Linked DNA regions of Mus musculus: regions 1 and 3 are each linked to region 2. Evidence: chromatin contacts called from ENCODE POLR2A ChIA-PET data. All regions are on one chromosome and are shown on one strand. The core of a region is the stretch at or near the end of the contact, and the rest is flanking DNA. Distances in the headings are between cores, read along the strand shown. Region 1 has its middle 21 kb from the start of D14Ertd670e. Region 2 holds the start of Saysd1 (SAYSVFN motif domain containing 1). Region 3 holds the start of Nudt13 (nudix (nucleoside diphosphate linked moiety X)-type motif 13).

Evidence for each region. ChIA-PET counts read pairs that join two places held with the same protein, here RNA polymerase II (POLR2A).
Region 1: POLR2A ChIA-PET joins it to region 2 with 36 read pairs in embryonic stem cell. The contact joins the enhancer-like site here to the promoter of Saysd1 in region 2. POLR2A ChIA-PET finds 5 or more read pairs at or near these places in 4 of 5 experiments (Patski and embryonic stem cell).
Region 3: POLR2A ChIA-PET joins it to region 2 with 36 read pairs in Patski. The contact joins the promoter of Nudt13 here to the promoter of Saysd1 in region 2. POLR2A ChIA-PET finds 5 or more read pairs at or near these places in 3 of 5 experiments (Patski and embryonic stem cell).

What each region holds. Positions count from the first base shown.
Region 1 is chr14:19,857,750-19,862,023 of GRCm38, reverse strand. No RefSeq gene overlaps it. Among named protein-coding and RNA genes, the nearest start is that of D14Ertd670e, 21 kb to the right of the region's middle. Within about 2 kb of position 2,554, at least 1 of the 3 ENCODE cell types and tissues checked has a DNase peak (open chromatin) inside an H3K27ac peak, as active enhancers do.
Region 2 is chr14:20,081,579-20,086,226 of GRCm38, reverse strand. Saysd1 (SAYSVFN motif domain containing 1) reads left to right here and starts at 3,055. Exons shown (of 2, transcript NM_026209.1): 1 at 3,055-3,349. The coding sequence starts at 3,140.
Region 3 is chr14:20,291,899-20,296,431 of GRCm38, reverse strand. It overlaps Nudt13 (nudix (nucleoside diphosphate linked moiety X)-type motif 13), which reads right to left and starts at 1,742. Exons shown (of 9, transcript NM_026341.3): 1 at 1,640-1,742.

The sequences.
Region 1 (4,274 bases), core at 1,305-3,804, 220 kb after region 2:
ACAGAGCCCCAATGGGTAATATTCCCTTTCAGTGTGATATACAAGCTAGAAAAGTTGAGTCACTTGTACAAAAACCTCCATTGCCTCAATCAGTGCCTCAAACAGCATCTTCTCTCCTCCCTTAGTTCTGTACCAGGACACCAGAGGGCATGCTACACCCCAAGCACATCCTACAGTAGATATTCATGCCAGGGGAGCAGTTAACTCTGCTTTCTCTGAGAATCACGTTTCTATTAATCCCGACCTGGGTCCCAGTTTTTATGTACTCATATATTATACACATGAGTGTTTTGCCTACATGTATGAATATGAATCATGTGTGTGCAGTGTTTGCAGAGGCCAGAAAGGGGTGTCAGATCTCCCTGGAACTGGAGTTACAAAGGGGTTGGGAGCCGTCACGTGGGTGCTGGGAGCTGAACCCTAGATCTTCTGCAGAAGCACTGAGTCATCTCTCCGTTCCTCAGTCCCAGTCCTTAAAAGCTATCTCTGCTCAGCCAATACACAATGGCACCTTAAAGAGTCTTTTTTTTTCTTTTTGATCGTTTGTTTTGTTCTTTGAGACATAGTCTTGTGGTAGATAGTCCTGGGGCTCATTATATTGGATGTTAATTCCGTTCTCCTGTGAGTGGTTGTGAACAAGGAATGAGTCACCACTCAGGTGATTTCCTGTAGACCTGCTTCCCACCTTAATTTGTAAAATAAAGGAGAGCTGATGATTGGGCAGATAAAAGGGAAGGTGGAACAGAAGGTAGGGGAGGGAAGAAGGGGAAAATGGAAGAGGGAGAGGGTGTAGAGGAGGAAGAAGACTAAGAAAAGCAGAGCAGAAGCACATGGCCTGGAGAAACTGCAAGTTCTAAGTTCAAGTTCTGATAAGATGGAATGAAAGACCCACAATGTGAGGGCTCCCCCACATTCTGACTCAGGAGAGGCGACACCCCAAAATCACCCACAAGAAACGGGTCTTGCTGCAAATTGCAAGAGGATTTTTATTCAAGAGCGCTCTCGGGCCCATGGTCATACACCACACAGGGTAGAGGACCTTGGCGCTCCGAGTAGCTGGGTAAGGGGGTATTTAAAGGAAGAAACCAGAAACTCAAGGAAGTGGGGAGGGCGTTGTTGGAAGATACCAAAGATACCAGTTAAGAGTCACAAGGAAGTGTAAAGTTACAAGAGTCACAAGGAATACCTGGTAATTGTTAACTCTCAAGACAGCTTCTAAGAGCCCCTAACAATAGAACATTTGCATTGCAGGTTCTGGTAATGGCCAGGGTGACTTTCTTTGAATGAGCACTCTTTGAACCCAGGAAGCAGGTGGGTAGAGGAATGTCGCTATCTCTTTTATGATTAGCATACCTTTACAAAGGCCACATTCCCAAGCCTGGGCCTAAAGGCCTAGAATTCTGTTTTTACGTTGTTATACTTTCAGGAGAAGATGGTAGTGTAGCGGTAGATCTGCCCAATCTAGGCGCATGGCTTGTATTCATATTAACTGAGTTGTGTTGTCATTGCCGGGGCATATTTGGGAGGAGATTTACCACAACATAGTCTCTCTACACAGTACTAACTGTCCTGGAACTTACAATGTAGACCAGGCTGGCCTCCAACTCACAGAGATCCATCTGCCTCTCTTTCTGGAGTGCTCAAAGAAATGTGGTGGTGGTAGTGGTGGTGTGTGTGTGGGGGGGTGTAGTTTGTTTGATTAATTTTTGTTTGTTTGTTTTTAATTTTCTTGTTTGGGGTTTTGTTTGTTTTTGAGGTGACTATCTCTACATGGGCCCAGGAAGCAAATATTTATCCAAGTATTCCTGAAGAGAAACACAGACACTGCAGATGAAGTTCGAAGGTTGGGCTAAGTGTTGGTTTAGATCAGGGGTTAACAAACCAAAGCCATAGCCAAGTTCACCTGGTGTTTGTAGTATAATGATTAAAATTCTCAAAAGAGCAGGGCACTGGTGGTATACACCTTTAATCCCAGCACCCAAGGGGGCAGAGGTACTCTGAGTTTGAGGCCAGCCTGGTCTACAGAGTAAGTTCTAGGCCAGCCAAGGCTACACAGAGAAACTCTGTATACAACAATAGCAACAACAGTGATAGATAGATAGATAGATAGATAGATAGATAGATAGATAGATAGATAGATTTTATTAAAAATATGTATCAAGGGCTGGAGAGATGGCTCAGCCGTTAAAGGCTAGGCTCACAACCAAAAATATGTATCAAAAGAGAAGTTTTGACATGGAAATTACTTAGCACTCAAATTGCAGTTTCTGTATTTTCCTTGGATGGTTTCATCCATCAGTGTGACATTCTTGCTCCCTGTCTTCAAGCTGCAAGAAAGGCAAAGTCTAGAGAACAACAGCTTCTTCACAGCTCCCAGCCAGCACTGACTTTCTACTTGGGAATAATTTCTCAGAAAGCTTAGATAGCTCTGACGAACCTAAACACTGCACATCCTAAATCCCACAGATTTTTGAATTATGTAATGGGAATGAGGCTTGGAACCCGGAGCTTGAATAGCACTTTGGAAGGCTCTCCACTGGGCTTCCTGCACTTGGCACCTCCGCAAATTTGTGGCTGTTCTGGTTTGTGTCCTGTGTAAGTCTGCTTGAATTTACCATTAATTACAATAATTAAAATCACGGAGTCTCCTCGGTGGGAATTTTCCAGCTCCTAGACAGAAATATTTTCTTACAAGCTCCCTCTACTGGCCTGTTCTCAGAAGGACACTTCTTTCTCTCTCTCTCTCTCTCTCTCTCTCTCTCTCTCTCTCTCTCTCTCTCTCTCTCTCTCTCTCTCTCCCTCCCTCCCTCCCTCCCTCCCTCCCTCCCTTCCTTCCTTTCCTTCTTTCTATTTAATTTATTATCTTTAATCGTTTTTTTTTTTACAGTCCAGTCATTATCCTCCTCCTGGTCTACCCTCTGACAGTTCCTCATCCCATTCCTCTCCCTCCCACCACCCTCCTCCCACCCCTGTCTCCGAGAAGATGTCCCTACCCCTCCACTCCACCTCACCTCCCCCACCCCACCTGGGTAGGATTATTGATTGTTCCTCTCTCTCTCGTCTGCTTGCACAGTACCTTCTCACACTATGAAAGTCATACTTCTGTGTCTGAAGTATGTGGTATCTTCAGCAATGAGATCTTACCTTCAATTTCAAGGTGATAACCAAGGATTATGACAATACCCTAGATGGTTTGGGGATGGTGTCTCTTGGAATCCCCTGATCAACAACTGAAAGGGAGATTTCCCATGCCTGGCCATGGGGTTAGAACACCGTATTATTTTATATTTATGTATTATTCATGCTTAAAATTCATATATGATAGATAAATACATATAAATAATTTAATTGAAGTTACTTCACTTTGGGTGACAAGAGCTATAGCTATGTTCAGAATCGCCACTGTAGGGACCCAGTGAGAGAACTATACTCCCTTTAAATGCAAATGAGTAGCAAGTCTAAGGGAAGCTAGAGAAGCTGGAGAAACCTTGGCCAACAATGCCTTCCTAAGCACAGCTCCCAAAACACCCTGCTAATGAACAGGTGATCTTGCTGCTCACAGCCTTGGGAAGGATGGTCACGTGCAAGCAGGGGCAGAGTGATGTTTGCTTGTTAGGTTGTAAACAGCCCCTCTAATGTGGGAGAGGCAGGCCTGGTTGGAACTGGTTAAGGACTGTGTTATAATATGTATAACTGTTGGAAACAACAAAGTTATGAATCTAGAAGTATAAATTGTTTGTTAGTGACTTAACAAAACAAACTGAAGTGACTGTGGCCTGCCTAGGCATGGCAAACATGGCTCTGGCAGGCCTTGCCCTTCCCCATTTCCTCTGCCTTATTAAAAACCCTTAGATTACATTCCTAAAGCTAACTACCAAGATCTATTCCCTTATTTGGCCACTTCCTCCTCCTCAGGCTAACTACCAAGGTCCAGCTATCAAAATACTAAAGTCCAGATCAAAAGCCCCATTTTGGCTGTTCCAATTAACATGCCCAGTCAAAATTAAACACCTCATTTTAACATGGGATTTCCCCTTTTACCTTTACAAACTGCCATTTGCCTATGGGTCATGTCTGTCTCCTCTTTATTCAGAGGCAGTCCTTTGTCCTTCTCAGGCTAATACTCCTTCCCCCATCTCTTGTTCCTGTCCCCTTCTCCATTGTCCTTTATCTTCTATCTTTGTCTCTAATTTGCTGCCTTTTGTCCCTCTGGAGCAAATCTCCTTTGTACCAAATACTTGTCTCTTCAGAAACCTCCCATAACTTTCTGCAAT
Region 2 (4,648 bases), core at 1,806-4,305:
TATAATTACACATACACACATATGCATACTGAGATATATAATTTTGTATGTACAAAGTATAAAAAAATTAATTCAGCCTTTCTTGGCTTACTCCAAAGCATTAAGTTTTGTGGCAGATAACAGACATTTATATATTCTTTGTAGTTCATTCTGATAAAAGTAGACTCTCTTTCAACTTGAATGTGCCCTTTTGACACTGGATATAGGATTGCATTAAGTTTTTCTTTTTTTTGAAACTACATTTTTATCTTTTATTTAAAAGATAGTGACAAGAAAGATATCTGTAGAAGTTCTCTATGGGCACAAACATAAATATACTTATATACATATATACTATATATACATATATAATGTACATTATATACTGTATATAGTACATATACACAGTATATATACTATATTTATACACATATATACATATATGCACACATATATGTATTATAGTATACATAATTCACACACAATTTTTTTTAGGCTCAGGCTTTAAGAGACTATCACTTTCTCTGCTTAAATGGGTTTTTAATCTTGGAACTACTAGTATATTGGAAAGGTTTATGAGTGTTTGCCTATATGTATATACATGCACAATATGTATGCCTGGTGCCTGAGGTCAGAAAAGGATGCTGGATCCTCTACAAGTGGAATTATGGATGGTTATCTATGACCATGTAGGTGTTGGGAATCAAACCCAGGTCCTTTGGAAGAGCAACAAGTGTTATAAACCTCTGAGTCATCTCTCCAGCCCTCCAGGAAACAATTATTTACTCTCCCCCAGGGCTTATTTTTAAAGATTCATTTTTATTTTTAATTCTGTGTCTGTGTATATGCATGGGTACCTGAGGAGGCAAGAGGAGGGCACTGGATTTCCGGGAGCTGGGATTCCAGGTGGCTGTGAGCAGCCTGGTGTGGGTGCTGAGATTCAGGCTCCAGACCTCAACAAAAGCAGCACATTTGCTCTTAACCCCTGAGCCACCTCTTGAGCTCTCTATCCTGCAGTTTCATCTGAAGAGGAAATGAAGTTGGCTTGGCGGGATTTGTTCTTCATGATCCTTTCATCTTTTCTGGTATCTCATCTTTCAACCTCTTCCAAAAAGGACTTAAGTTTACAAAGTACCAAAACAAATTTATAAGAAGAAAGCACAGCAAATAGAAAATGGGTCAGCAAATCAAGACAGAAGATGTCAGCACTTGCCTGGAAAGTCCCGGTTTGCCTCAGCTGATCCTTTTCCCACCCTTCCCTACCCATTCTGTGATCCTTCACGGGCAACCTTGGCTCATCCTGTTATTCCAGCTCCAGGTGCTGGCAAGATGGCCTCTGAATCATCCCTATTGGTTCACTTAGTTCTGCCAGGCCTCCTCTCTTACCCTTCTGAAGGCACCGCATTTACCAGGGACACTGATCACCACAGGCCACAGATGGCCATGCATTATTTCTATGCGCCTTCCCTGTGTGCTCTAAGGTTTTAGTGTTGTCGGGTGACAAATGCAATGAACAAAAAGGATTTGCAGTCTCTAAGGGGAAACAGGCCTATGACTGATGAGAAAGAGATTTTCATAGCTTCTCAACATGACACTGCCATAGAAACTCCACTTTGGGAGTAGGAGAAATGGCTCAGCAGTTAAGAATGCTTCCCCAGCTACTGCCTGGAACTCCAGCTCCAGGGGACTCAACACCCTCTTCTGGTTTCCACAAGCAACTGCACTGACATACAGACCACACACACACACACACACACATTACACAAAAGAACAAACCAAAAAAAAAAAAAAAACCCAAAACCCAAAACAAAAAACCCAAAACAACAAAAAAATCTTTCCAATTAGAATGTAGAAAGCAAAGGTCTTTATTTCATTTGTGATCCCTGCCTCCTGCTCTCAATCCTTAATGTTTGGTGCCGAACTCAACACATAGCCCTAGACAAACATTTGTTAAATGAATATTTTCTAGCTTTTTGACTCGAACTCAGTAGTATCCAACAAGTATTTGAGACTCAATTCTGCAAGTGCTACTTAGCTAAATCCTTGGTACTTAGCTTGGAGCTTTAAAAATCTGTAAAACTGTAAGATCTAAAATTTTAATTTTTGGGTAAATACTAATTGCAAGAAAGGATAAGAACACCCAGAGTTCTAGAAATGTTCTTTACTGGATGGTAGTTACACACTATAGTTACGATTTATAGATTTTATATATTTTTAGTATGTTTTGGTCATATGCATTCTCCTCCTCTAACTCCTCCAACATTGACCCCTCTCGCACCTTGTCCTCTTTTTCACTTTTTAAGAAGTCCACAAATTCCCATTCATGGGTATGGAGCAATCCACCAGGATCTACCAGGGCTTACATGAAACTGACTCTCTACCCCGCCCGAAATCATCACCCATAAGTAGCTCCCCAGTTAGGAGTGGGGGCTTGCGAAGGTTGGGTCGTTTGGTTTTGTGCAGGCAAACACGCTGCTGGGAGTTCAAGAGTGGCCCTGTGATGGCCATAAGACAGTTTCAGTCTGGCTTCCTCCTATCCTTAGCTTTTAAAGTCTTTTGACAACCCCCCCCCCCAGGTTTGTGTATTTAAGTTTTTCCTCAGTAAGTTCGTTTGTTTTACATTTCTTGTCTAGTCAATGCATCTTTCTAGTGTAGCAAGCAAACTAAATGCTAAGAAAATGGAGGTGTGAACACCTTCAGCGAGACTGATAGACTGCAGTAAGAGTTAGAAGGTAGGACGCATCCTGCCTTTCTGACACGGGAAACTTCCCAGAGATCACAGGTCTCCTCCCGCGTCCCGAGACGCTTTTTCTGCGGTGCTGACCACTGGCTTCCCCGCATGCGTTCTTCCCTGAACCTGAGGTGAGGAGCAAACACGTCAGAACTGAGTTCTGCGGCCCGGGCAAGAGCCGGAACATCTGACGGTTCTCATACTTTAAACGCAACCTTTTAGCCGGAGGAGATGGGACACTCAGTTCACTCTCCTCTCGAGAACCGAGGACCGCTCCAGGTACAGGAGGGTCACCAGACGTCACAAAGCCTTGGAAAATTCCGACCCGGGCTCATGCAACGCGCAGGCGCAACAGAGGGCCACGTGCGCAGGCGCACGGCGGCCGAGGACAGGCCTGGACACACACCGGCGAGCGGGCGGCTGCGCACCATGGAACAGCGGTTAGCCGAGTTCCGGGAGGCCCGCAAACGGGCCAGTCTGGTAGCCCAGCCTTCCACGTCCAGTCAGAGCGTACAGACCTCGGGAGCGAAGGCGGAGCCAGCGGCGGCGACCCCAAAGACAGCCACGGGCTGGCTGACACGCTTCCTGAAACGGAAAGCCAACCCCGCCATCGCTCAGGCTCAGCCCAACCAGCCTCAGGTGAGGAGAGAGGCCTGCACCTTGAAGCTCCGCCTCCGCGCGGGGGCCACGCCCCTGCCTGCCCAAGCCACACCCAGGATATCTGGCTCTTCCTTGTCCTGTGCGCTCTCTCCTCGCCTGCCTCGTGGCTGGACACCGCATTTCCGCTCTGTGTATCAGCACATGATACGTGGCCTTGACGTTTTCCATCCCAGACAATCCTATGCAGCAACTAGTTGAAAACAAAGCGAAGCTCTAGGGAGCTTGAAGAAACATCTCTGCTCTCCAGTTGTTCACTGCGAGTTAATGACAGAGATTCGTGGCTTTGAGAAACTGATAAGTTATTTCTCCACTGGTGAAGTAAGCCAATTCAAGCCAGATTAGTATATATATAGGTTTATCGGGAAGCTGCTTTTGTGCCGATGAGTTCACTGGCCCTAGGAAGGAGGCCAGGGAAGTCGCCATGAGAAGGGAGACAGAGGGGAGGGAGAAGAGAAAGAGAGAAGGAAAAGGAAGAAGAGGAAGAGAGAAAACCAACCAAACAAAAAAAAGTCTGGGTTATATAGTAAAGAGCCTGTGGGCTGGAAAGTTCAGGGTTGGGGGTAGGGTATGCTAGGTAGGGACTGAGAGATGCTTGGAGAACCTGGAGGCCAGGTCTGCTTGGTGTGTAAAATATACACCTCAGCACCTTGTCCTGGGGTCTGAAACCACTGAGCTGCATCCACTGCTAGTGAGGGGGTAAAGGCCTTACTGGTTATGGCTCAGAGGTGGCAGTAATTAAGGCTGCACTTTATTCACACCTTGGGTAGAGGAAGCCAGTGTCTCGGGTAGCTTGTACTTTAGAAATGGGATTTGGACCAGGAAACAAAAAGAGGTTTGAGACTATGGCCATACTGTTCTGAATGCAGCTTGATTTCTGAAGCTAAGCAAGGTCTGGCCTGTGCAAAACGGGGTTTGACTATGGAAGTGTGGCCACTGTAACTGCCTAGAGTGATGTGCATGGGCTTATAGGCCCCTCTTGGACTAGAGAAGGGTATTCAAGTTCAACTGTGAGTGATCTAGGTAGAAATAATTTGGACAAGTATGATAGCCCATTCGAATCTCATTGTGGCTTCATATAGTTCCACACAGGAGTATCCTGGCAAAGGTACTTGCCTGTGAGGTTGGAATCCCTGGGTGGAAATATGAAACACTCCAAGGAGGAAATTTGTGTCCTGGTTTGGTTTTTGTTATTTTGATAAACACCATAACCAAAGCCATGTGGGGAGGAAGGGGCTTATTTTAGCTTACAGGCCATGGACTTGCCTACTGGCACTCTCA
Region 3 (4,533 bases), core at 493-2,992, 210 kb before region 2:
TTGTTTGTTTTCTGGTTTTGAGAAGGTGTCATATAACCCAAGCTGGCCTTGAACCCCATCCTCCTGCTACTGCCTATTGAATGCTGAGATTATAATTAGGCTTTTGTATTTTTCAGAAGTACACAGACTATAGACAGTGGCTAGTTTAGGAGAAAGAGATGGCGATGAAGGTTGACAGGGGCACATGCAATTAAACTGTTCATTTGTACACTTACAATTGTGTGTGTATGTGTGTGTGTGTGTGATGCATATGTGTTTGGTGCCTAAGTATGTGACTGCATGTGCATGATGCATATGCATGTGACTGTGAGAGAGAGAGATACTGCAGGCACACACATGCCACAGGATAAGTGTACAGGTCAGAGGACACCCTCAGGTGTTGGTCCTCACCCTCCACCTTATTTTGAGCCATGATATTTCTGTCATTCATCACTGTGTATACTAGGCTGGTTAGCCTGTGAGCTTCCAGAGAGTCACAGATGTGCACTATTGCACCCCACTTTACATGGGTCCTGGGGACTCAAACTCAGCAAGCACTTTATCTGCTGAGCCACTTTTCCAGCCCTGACTAAAATTTACTTATTTATTTTTACTGATTTTAAATTTCATTTATTTATTTATTTTTGAGACAAAGTATCACTCTGTAACCCAGGCTGGCCTCAGACTCATAGCGACTCTTTTGCTTCAGCAGGAAGGATTATAGGCTATCTTTAAATTTTAAAGCACATGCATATACATACATACACACACATATATATGTATATATAAATACAATAATGTATAACAAAACCAGTAGTTTCCAGGACTAACGGCTAAAAGAGGTTATTTTCACGCTACTGGAAATTTAGGCTACTGGAATTCCTCTGGTGAGGTTAATGGGTCCTGGGAATCGAGCTGTAACTACTCACTGCTCTTGTATGGCCATACAGCTACCTGGTTTCTTGTCCAATATTTGATACCAAATTAATTTTAGCCAACTGTCGATTATCATGGCCTGACGACTGGACAATATGTCAAACAGCATCCCCACACTTGACGCTCCTGGTGTGTGTGTATACAAAGAATTATCGATGAGATGAAAGGTAACGTTGTTTTTACTCAAAACTAATAAATGCCAAGGCATTTGAACGTATGAACTAACAACTTCTATGGCACACACACACACATTTCTCATTCTGTTCATCTTTCCAGATGGAATGACTTGAAAGGCATAAAGCGTGACCGTGGGTTCCTCCTGAATCTTCACAGGTGCCCAGGGAGCAGCCACTCCACTGTGGACTTCGATGGCTGGGAATGCTGGAAGCTGATGAGCAGCCGTGTTGCAGACTTCACGGTCTCTGTGCCCTGGTTTATATAAAAAGCTTTATGGTTTATTTCTAAAAGATCCCGCCACCATTTAAAAAATTAAGAGAAAAGGTGAAATATTGGAAACTTCCATTTTAAATAGCTCTTCAAAAATATTTCAGAAAATATTTAGAGGTACTCAATGTTGGGTACAAAAACGTCCGGTTTCTCGAGATTTGAAAGGTTTAAGTTAAAACTGTCAAACTCTGTAACCGAGAGCGTCTGGCAAGTTTTGATTATGGCTCCTTACTACATCCTAGTTGCACTTAGAACAGGTTTCGTTTCCTGTACTCACTCTTTTCGAGATGCCTTCTATGCCCCAATGGTCTGCACGCCCCTGGAAACTCCAAATGTTCAAGTTCAAATGGTTTCTCTTTTCCCTTCCCAGTGGGATTGACGCTTTGCCACACCTCCCAGAATCCTCCTTAAAGATGCACTCTGGGAAATGTAGTTTCATCGCTACAGCGCACGTAGGGGTGGTTGGGTAAGTGGAAATCTGACACACTTCCCAGCAGTCTCAGAGAGATTACCGATGCACTCTGGGAATTGTAGTTCAACTTTTAGGCCGGGAGCTTGTAACCTTGGGTTGCAAAGTTAACCTTATAAAGCATATAGTGAAACCCACCACAAACAAATAGCTTTAACAGTTTCCAGATCTTCTGGGCTAGATGCTGCTTAGCTGAATTGGTGAGCCCCAGGTTCAGTGGGAGACCCTGCCTCAATGAACAAAGGGGAAAGCCATGGAGGAAGACATTCCATGTCAACTTTACCCTCTACACCCACATACTTTAATGTGCACCCATGGACACACATGTGCCATGTACATATGAACATGAAAAAAAAATCTTTTTTTAAGGTTAGGAGTTCCGGGCTTAGCCGGGCGTGGTGGTGCATGCCTTTAATCCCAGCACTTGGGAGGCAGAGGCAGGTGGATTTCAGAGTTCAAGGCCAGCCTGGTCTACAGAGTGAGTTCCAGGACAGCCAGGGCTATACAGAGAAACCCTGTCTCGAAAAACAAAAACAAAAACAAAAAAAGGAGTTCCAGGCCTGCCTTTAATCCCAGGAGACAGAGGCAGAGCCCTCTGAATTTGAGGTCAGCCCAGTGTACACAGTAGACTCAGGTTATCAGGGGTGCATACTGATACCTTGCTTTAAATAAACGAGGGACTGTGCTTAGGTATATAGACGCTTTAGGTAAAACTCTTACCTTGGTCAATCAGTAGGATCAATCACCATCTAAGACGAATCTCCAGTAAAGCTACTTGGGGCTGCTTTCTTTCTTACTATGGGAGTTGCTTGCTTCTGTGAGAAGCCAGTGCTATTAACCACTAAGCCATTTCCCTAGCTCTTCAAAATATAATTAATGAGACAAAATATTAAAAGTACAGGATACATAAAAAATGCATCTTAATGTAAACAAAATTCTATGGGAGAAAACAAAATAAATAACTGTACACACGGTTGTAAGTGCTGGGGCAGAAGTTAAAGCATGGTAAGAGGAGGAGCGGTTTTGCTATTTTACGTAGGATGGATAGCCTCATTGTTAAGGCAACACTGGAATAAAGAGCTTGACAGAGCTGACAGGAACAGCCAAGTTAGGATTTGTGGGGAGAGACTTGTAGACAGAGTAAAATAAGCTCGTGCAAAGGCCCTGGGGTGGAGATGTGCCTGGCGGGTGTAAAGAAAGGTTAGGACTGGGGCTGGAGAAATGGCAGAATGGTTTAGAGTCCTGATTGTTCTTCTAGAGGACCTGGATTTGAGTCCCAGCTTCAATATAACAGCTTACAACCTTCTGGAACTCTAGTTCCAAGGGATCTGAGGTCCTCTTCTGGCCTCTGTGGGCATTGCTCAAATGTGGTACACAGTATACACAGACAAAACACCCATAACACATAACAATAAAAGGTAAAACAAAGAAATGTAGGACAGATCATTATAGATGAGGTCAAAAAATAGACAGGCACTAGATCACACGGAGCCTCACGAGTGTTATGTTTTTATAAAGCCATTATAATGTTCTGGGTTTATTCCGAGAGGGATAGAATGTCACCAAAGGGCTTAAGCGGAACAAGAGGACATTTTAAAAGAACCATTGTAGGGACAAGGTTACTAACTCCTGAATATAGATCTGAACACAGATCTAGATCATCAGAAAAAGGACAGCAGGCCTAGTTTAATGGCTAGCCAGTTTTTAATGGTGAGAGGAACGTGTGTGTGTGTGTGTGTGTATAAAAAGAGAGAATGTGTGGGTCTATCTGTCTCTCTCTGTGTCTGTCTGTCTGTCTGTCTCTCTCTCTCTCTCTCTCTCTGTGTGTGTGTGTGTGTAGTGTGTGTATAAAGAGAGAGAATGTGTGTGTCTGTCTGTCTGTCTGTCTGTCTGTCTGTCTCTCTCTCTCTCTCTCTCTCTCTCTCTCTGTGTATGTGTGTAGTGTGTGTAGGCCATTAGACATCATTCCTCAGGCACTGTTCACATGGGTGTTTGAGACAAAATCTCTCAGCCTGAAACTCTCCAAGTCGGCTATGCTAGCTAGTCATCAAACCCTGGGAACCTGTCTGTCTCTTCCTCCCCAGTGCTGGGATTATAAGTGCAGGCCACTGTGCCCAGTTTTTTCCATCAAGAATACAGAATGGAACCTCAGAGATGGTTCACCAGATAAATGACCTTGCTGCTACGTCCTCAGCACCTACATGATGGATAGGGAGAACCGACTCCTAAAGCTGTCCTCTGACCTCCACACCAGAGCCATGGCCCGCACACTAAATTTATTAATTAATGTAAAATATATAGATGGCATCTGAGGAATAACACCCAGGGCTGAACTTTGACATCCTCATGCACACATGTGCGTACAAACACACAGACACACACACACACACACACACACAGTTGGCACCAATAAACTTTTTCATTTATGTTACTTCACTTTATGCTCTCAGTACACTCACACCCCTAAGGCACACAGAGGCAAGATCTTGATCCTTATTCTGACAAACAAGGAAACTGAGGCAGTTGAAGAGCCTCCCAAGACTGTGCACCTAATGAAACCCATATGTTCTGCTCTCTCCACTGGACCACACTGTCTTTAAAGCCACAGCCAGCAAGAGTTACTCTCTCTGCTGTGCCTTTTATCCTCAGGGAAAAGGGCCAACCAAGATTTATTAAAGGGCAGAGCTACAGCCTCCCCCTGC